Regions from separate parts of the Homo sapiens genome. Here regions 2 and 3 are each linked to region 1. A link is a loop called in an ENCODE intact Hi-C map of the cell type or tissue named here. Cell type or tissue: mammary epithelial cell. All regions are shown on one strand.

Region 1 (2,500 bases):
GAAAACAAGGCCAAATATCTCAGAGGTTTATAATTCATTTTGTCACTTGGCCTTGTTAGTCTGGTTTGCAGGGGGAGCTCTGTGTGGGAAACAGGGCTGAGTTAATCAGAGGCAGACACCGAGGCCGACCACATGCAAAGGAGAAGCAAGAGAAGAGGAGGACAGAAAAATTTCCAGTATTTCCAAATGTGGGTGAAGCTAATCTTTCAGAGAAGGAAAAGTATGCATAATGTGGTGTGTCATTCCTGATTTGTAAAATGCTTGCACATGTGAATCATAATTCAATTAGATGGGGACAGTGACAGGCATCCTGGACTTGGAGTCAAAAGACCCTCATTCACCTTCAAGCTCTGCTACTTTTCTGAGCTCACTCACCTTAGACAATTTCCTTCAGGCCTCCCTGCCTCCAAGCTTCCTACCTCCCCCAGTCCAGCCTCAACATTGCCATTTGATCTCTTTTTCTTAAACACAAATTAGATCATGTCACTCTCCCGCTCAAAACCCTTTTTCACTCCCCCTGGAATAGAACCCAGCTCCTGGGAAGCACAGTAGAAGGCCTTCCACGATGAAGCAACCTCACCCCTGCACTATCCTTGCCTCACCTGCCAGCTCAGGTAGCACAGACCTGCTGTACTGCGAGTCCCCCAGCCTCTTGCTTTTGCTTATGCGATTCTACCAGGACAACCCTGCCCACTGCTTTATCTGATAAGCAGTTTGCACAAGCGACTTCTCCCCTGAGAACGCTTCCTAACCAGCACCCACAGCAAAGCTCCTCAAGCAATTAGCGTGCCACCCTGCCCTTGTAAAGCCCATACTGCAATCATCTGTTTATATGCACGGTTGCAAGATTTTGCTTATAAAAATAATGATAATAATAGATGCCCAGTTAACTGCTTTAGCATATATGGGACACACACACACACAAATTCCGTGTTAACCTGAAATTCAAATTTAACTGGGCATATGTTCATATGGCTTGTCCCTACTAGACTGGGTCACTGAAAATAGAGACTGAGACATCTTCATAGCCTTGGTACCCACAACATGACTGACTTACAGCAGGGGCTTGGGAAATACTTACTTTAGAGTTTTTAGCCTTAAAGTTACTAATCTTACAGGAAAATGAATAAACACTCCACTCACTTTTTATTTGCCTTCTTCAGTGAGATCTACATTAAGTGAGATCTAGGTTTTGCAGAAGGCTAAAGGTCACCCTTCTGCAAAATCTAGATTGCAGTTTCCAGACTGTCCGGCTCCAACCTGCCATGAGCCCCTGCGGACGCTAGATGGCGGAATGGGTTAAGGGACTAGCCCTGCTCTGGGGTCCGGGCGCCCCTATATAAAAGCAGGCGCTTCCTCTGCCGCAGAGCCCTGCATTATTGATTGTGACGCTGCCGCAGAGGTGGGAGGAGCCCGCCGCCATCTCGCCAAGTCTGCAGTATCGGGAACATGGCTTTAGGATCCTTTTCTCTCTCTGCAAAAAGTCCCTCGATAGCTGGAAAGAGAGAGCTCTCTGTGGCCCACATGATTGTTTTCATTCATAGGAAGATCAGACCTTCCCATAGTCAGAATCATTTTTATTTCACATTGTCATTCTGAATAGCGGCACCAAAGAATAGCAGCTGTACTTTCTGAAAGCCACTGATTTGAATCGGCACCTATCGTAAAATATTACCGCGTCACTGAAAGGCAAAATAGTCGGGGGCGGTGGGGGAAATTCATCATCTCTTTAGGTTTCTCAGTTACAAAACATTCTTATAAAAATAGATGAAAGTACTACGGACGTAAAATAGTTTCATGATATTTAAAACCACGGCCGTATTTTCAACCAGCATTCATTGGAACCGGAATCTGTATCTTGGAACTGAAAAGCGCTGATCTGAAACTAAACCGTGGGTGGGGCCCTGACGCCGTCCCCTCCGTGGCACCCTTCCCTCCGGGCCAGCAGAGGGCGCTCAACGGGCAGTCAAAGGGGCTCTCGCAGGAGTCCTGCCTATACAAACATTTTATTTTAGCAGGGAACTGAGTTGTCTATTTACTCACCAGTGTTTTTATTTAGCCAATGCCTTTCTTTGAATATAGATGTGCTGATTAGAGTGCTGTATTGTTCCCTCTCTTTATGAGCCACACATATAATGCATCCTCCATGTTGTCTCATTTGAGTTTCCTTTGTGAAATGAGAATTTAGAGACAGTGTAAAACATCTTGACTAAAGAATCTTAGATTCTGTACTCATAACCATCAAATATAATTCAACAACACATTTAAAGCAGCTTTTCCTGTTGAATCTTTCCCAAGCATTTTGCTTTTTCTTTCCATTGGAAATATCTTTCTTCATGTATCTGTGTATCATCAGTTTTAGTAATATTTGCTCAAATTAATATTTGCTCAAATTGTGTCGTTATCGGGATACAATTAAGTGGAATGAACAGATTAGGAAAGAGGCAAACAACACACTGGGCCTACTAAAGAGGAGCCTCCTCTCCTACCAGCTGTGAGC
Region 2 (2,500 bases), 330 kb after region 1:
CAGTGACTCTTTAAAATGTAATACATGTTTTACACAGAGTGGAGTATTGGTCACAGCTGAGGGTAGGTTTGTTGTTTTTTTTTTCCTATTGTGATAAAAAGAAATCCTGGTTTAGAGCCCCACCCAAGCATTTGATAAAATTGTTACCGACATAAAATGCTACACTACTGAGCAGATCAAGGCTGACTTCTGTTGGCAAATAACTACTCCCTGGCTCCAAGGCTCTAGGGCTCCCAGCTCCGGGGCCCACAAGCCTACGAGCAACTTTGGGGTTTGGGGGTAGACACTTTTCTTGGTGTGGGGTGTGGTGGGGGCACAGAATCTTTTAGCAAGTCTTTAAATCAGAGGAACAGAGACAGCTGTTATAAAACCTTAAAAGCCATTCTAAACCAGCGCCAGGCTTTAAATCATATATTTGAATTAGAGCAAGATAACAAAGAATATCTCACCAAGTGCAAACTGAAAAATCTGAACTATAAGAACCGTTTAAAGAAATACAGCTTTAACAATGCTAATTACCCACAGTAACTCAAGAAATAAAAGATAACATAGTAGAGATCCTATTTTCCTAAATCAACATGAATATAGAGTATATCTATTTATAGGTGAATTGGTGCTTCTAGTGTATCAAAAAGATGACTTAATTCACTCGCTCAACGGCTCTCAATGAATATTTTGAGTCTGTACCAGCCTCTCTAGGCTCAACATGTGAGGTTTACTACATAATAAACATTGAATCTTTGTCACTTTATGTCTCCTTTGATGAAGAAGATGACCCTAGAAAGCCTAGAAAAAGAGAAATCAAGGATTTTATCTTTCTCATGAGTAGCTGAAAACCCTTGTGAGATTAATAGGGTCAAGTGAGAAAATCATGAATTCCTGATTCATGACTTCAGAATGAGCTGATAATTGCATTCTGATCTGTGCTACACTATTTAGGTACCTAGACCAAAATGAGATAGTTAATGCTAGATTTGAATTGGAAATGACTTCATTAATGCCAGATCACCTGAATAAGGCTGGGCTTGTCCCAACCTGCAGCAAAATGTATTGGCTTCCCGCCCCTATTGACAGTCTCAGATACCCTAAAATTGATGCTAGCCATTTTTTTCTTAATTTAATTCAATTAGAACTAACTTGATGAAGGTTATCTTGCATTAAAAAACAATAAGCCTCTGCTACAAGCACTTAATTTTTTCCTCGCCATTTTGGAGCATTTCCCAGGCTGGGCGGGAGAGGGTGGAGGGGGAGGAGCTGGGTATTGTTATTTTTAATGATGAAATGTCTCCATCTAGTGGAACTTCAGAGCAGTAAACCTTGTCACTATATTAAAGTGAAGATTATGTCTCCAAAGCCATTTTCCTTAAACACATACAGTGTTTAAAGAAAAAAATAAACTTCCACATATGTTCTTAGATGATATCCTTACAACTGTATGTATTCCTTTTGGAAGGCATAGAAATGAGACCAGTACAAACTGTTAACATTTTTAATGTCATGATTTGAACCTCAAAGAGAGGGGTGCTTACAATAGGGGAGCAGCACAGTGCAGATCCCACCCAGTTGGTAACGATCTAGCTCTTAAGTTGGGCAGTGGGTTCACGGGGTTCATATATACTGTACCTATATTCTTCAGTATGTATAAATATTTCCTAACAAAGATCTAGACATGAACTAAATTTAAGATTATGAATAAATCTAGACATGAACTAAATTTTATGAATAAAGAACTTTCTGAATATGAGTACTGTACTTTTGCTGGATTTGTAATAGGGTAAAAAGGAGAGATTAGGAAACTAAATTAAAGCATAAGGTTTTAAAAACCTTTGCTGGCACCTTGGTTTTTTTTGTGGGCTATTCTGTTACTTATGCCACCAAACATTTTCCCACAGCAGCACCCCCAGCACATGCTGGCTGGTCACCTTTGTTCTGTTGCTCTATTAAATCCTATCTGGAGGCGTTGCTCACTGCTCACCTTGCTCAGAGAGTCCAGCTTTAGAGAGCGGCCTCTGGAGTAATGCTTGAGTTTAATGTGGAGGCTGATTATTCTCTACCTGATTAAATCTGTCTGGGGAGCATCTTTACCATGGCCAGAAGCTAACACATTTTTTTTTTCCCCTGGCTGAAAGCTTTGACACAGAACTCAGCCAAAAGAACGATTTTTTTTTAAAATGCCTGAAGTTTTGCTTGCTGCCTCCAAGGACCAAAAAAGGAGGAAAAGAAGGTCCTGAGCCCCAGGAGATCAGATTTGCTGGGAGGTCTGATTTGCTTGAGGGCAATCATGTCGTTGACTGCAGGCTGGTGGAAGGTTCTGCAGATACTCAGTGGATGTCAGAGCCGCAGCGCCACATCCATGGCCTCCCCGATGTTAATGGGAAGAGGTACACACTCCATTCCTGCTCTTCATCACAGGTAGCCCTGTTTGAATCTAAGCAGATGAATTTGAACTGCTTAATGTACTCACTGGCTTTAAGATGAGAGTAGCTACAAGATCCCCTTT
Region 3 (2,500 bases), 470 kb after region 1:
GGGAACCTCTTTGAACCAAACCTGAAACAAAGCCTTTTGCATCTGCTAATTCCTTTTGGGGGATCTGTGCTGTTTAGTCATTGACAACTCTGAAAGCTCTCTATGACAATGATTCATTGCTGTTTTCATTCAAAACATTTTATTTCTGAACACTTTCTTAAGATCTTAATCATTTTAATTTTGAGCATTTCTGGAGAACAGATGCTGCCCCACATACATTATAGTCCTGATATCAATCTATAGATCATATATATCTTACCATAATCTATAAAGGAAGTCCTCAAATACGTAACAATTGGGTGAATGTTAGGTGTTCAGAAGAAAATTGAGTGCCATCTATATATCTGGCTGCTTAAGTGAGTTAATATGACCATTATACACACTTCCATTTGGGAGGTGTGTTTCAAAAAACCTCAGTGTAGATACAGACTCGTATTTTCTCTCCAGCCCCCCTTTCTTCTCCATCTTCTGCCCCAAGGGCTTCCTGAGATTTAAGTGGTCCATTCCAGACTAAAAGCCAACACAAAGTAATTATTCAGCTTTCACATTAAAATGCTAGTCAGACAATTTCCCCAAGACTTTAGCCTGAGAAAACACTGGTTCATCCTGACTGGGTAAAGCTTATCCAAACTGTACTGTCTGCTGCTCTAAGCTGACCCAGGGATGAGTGATGGAGTCTGTGATGTTGGACTGCCCAGAGGCAGTGTCTCTTCTTCAAGCTGCTGAAGTGTTTTTTTACTAACATATCTGAGCTGTGCTTTGGTCTACTCCAAACTTGCTGGCCTTTCTGCAAAAGTGAGTGGATTGCGGGGAAGAAGGGAGCGGGGAACCAGTTTCTCACTCTCCTCCCACTTGCTATTGTCAGAAGAGCGAGATTTCAGGGCAGCAGAGAGCATCAGGAGATCAAAAGAAGACACTGCTGGGTGGTCCCTTAGCAAGTTTTAGCTTCTTTGCCTGCTGGGAGAGTATTCCTTGGGCACAGTGCCAAGTGTCTCTAAGAAACTAGTCATGCCTGATCTTAAGGGCTCGCGGATTCTGGGTGGTGGATTTCCTTAGGCTTGTCTGAGCCTGCCAGTGCTCTCCTCTGTCGCTCTGATTTCCATTCACGCTGAGCAGTCTGCACTCCCTTGGACAGACCCACTGGCATTTTGGGCCTGAGGAGCTGTGCCCTGAGGACAGCATACAACGTAGGCATAAGCTCTTAGAGCACCCCAAGCCCAAGGTTTCCTCTTATTATTCTAGAAGGACAAAAGATATTGCATATAATTTAGAAGTTTGTTTACAATAGAATAATTTGATCAGTTTCTAATAAATGTAAAAATTTTCTCTTAGGGAAAGTCTTTATCACTTATTCGATGGACACAGCTATGGAGGTGGTGAAATTCGTGAACTTTTTGTTGGTAAATGGCTTCCAAACTGCAGTAAGTATTTTGTCCAAATAGATAACTGAACAGTTATAGTGAGTACAATGGAGAGAAAAGCAGCAGAAGAAAAAGTGTAATAGCTGTTGGTGTTTTAAATGATATTATTTGATTTATGTGATTATGCATTGAATGCTTATAGATTTAGGTAATAATTTTCTAGATTTTAAGCTATCTGAAGTCTCCAGCATTTTTTTCCTGTATGCTGTTTGAGTGACCCCAAGTACCTCTGAACAGCAAGATCAGTGCTAATGCTGACCACATATGCAGCGGCCCCTGGCCTGAAGGAAACGCCGGGCTCTTGCTGCACTTTGTACCTTTGTCCTTTCTCACCAATCATGCCCACTTTGTCTGAGTTTCCCATGATGCAGGAAGCTGCAGGCTTCACCATGGTCACCTGCTTATTTAACAAGGACCTTTTGTTCTGCACTGGGTTATGAGGTTTGAAGTAGAATCCTGCAGCCTGAATCCCCCATTGCGCACAGCTGCCATTTTCATACCTTGACGCAGTGATGCTTCTGGATGGGTGATACTGGCCAGGTTTGGGGCTGGTCTAATCCAGTTCCAGGGGAGGCTGACCTCACCCAGCCCTGCAAGCCCACTGTGATCTTGGCTCCAGAAATCTCAGGAAACACACACTGCCCCTGTCCCCCTGCAGTCCCTTGACACAGTACAGCTTAAAGCCATGTAAATTTTTCTCTATGATAAATAAAGTACCACATGATGCTACTCAGGGGACTGGCTTTCCTCAAACACTGAGATAACTTCTTTTCCTTTCCAGAGCCCTCTTCTAGGCCTTTTCTAGTGAATTCTAGAGAGTGGTGAAAAATTAAGGGAAATATCTATGAATATAAATGTCTATGGGTAAAGAGGGATACTTAGTAACTAAATATCAATTTTAAAAGTTATTTAGTATTGTTTAACAGGAGTTTTTATTTGAAGCTTTCTTTATTCTATAAGATAATTTTTTTTTTTTTTTTGAGACAGAGTCTAGAACTGTTGCCTGGGCTGGTGTGCAGTGGTGTGATCTTGGCTCACTGCAACCTCTGCCTCCTAGGTTCAGCCTCTCAAGTAGCTAG

What was found. Peaks named below come from ENCODE experiments on the same cell type or tissue, not always from the same donor. Only the 100,000 strongest peaks of a DNase experiment are listed, where the experiment ranks them.
Region 2: a loop joins it to region 1, with 9 times the contacts of the local background. A loop is called at or near these places in 94 of 110 quality-filtered maps.
Region 3: a loop joins it to region 1, with 6 times the contacts of the local background. A loop is called at or near these places in 3 of 110 quality-filtered maps.

Annotation. Positions count from the first base shown.
Region 1 is chr6:112,042,636-112,045,135 of GRCh38, reverse strand. No RefSeq gene overlaps it. Among named protein-coding and RNA genes, the nearest start is that of CCN6, 10 kb to the left of the region's middle. RefSeq lists a silencer at 1,272-1,371. In mammary epithelial cell, CTCF peaks have their summits at 1,275 (motif pointing right) and 1,943 (motif pointing right); DNase peaks (open chromatin) are centred at 145, 1,385 and 1,925; H3K4me3 peaks cover 768 bases; H3K27ac peaks cover 1,154 bases.
Region 2 is chr6:111,708,859-111,711,358 of GRCh38, reverse strand. All of the region lies in intron 5 of FYN (FYN proto-oncogene, Src family tyrosine kinase), which reads left to right. Among named protein-coding and RNA genes, the nearest start is that of TRAF3IP2, 100 kb to the right of the region's middle. RefSeq lists an enhancer at 1,000-1,129. In mammary epithelial cell, a CTCF peak has its summit at 1,299 (motif pointing left); a DNase peak (open chromatin) is centred at 1,098; H3K4me3 peaks cover 262 bases; H3K27ac peaks cover 438 bases.
Region 3 is chr6:111,571,816-111,574,315 of GRCh38, reverse strand. TRAF3IP2 (TRAF3 interacting protein 2) reads left to right here. Exons shown (of 9, transcript NM_147686.4): 5 at 1,333-1,421. It also overlaps TRAF3IP2-AS1. Among named protein-coding and RNA genes, the nearest start is that of TRAF3IP2, 33 kb to the left of the region's middle. In mammary epithelial cell, no CTCF peak of the experiment used is centred here; a DNase peak (open chromatin) is centred at 1,015; H3K27ac peaks cover 1,718 bases.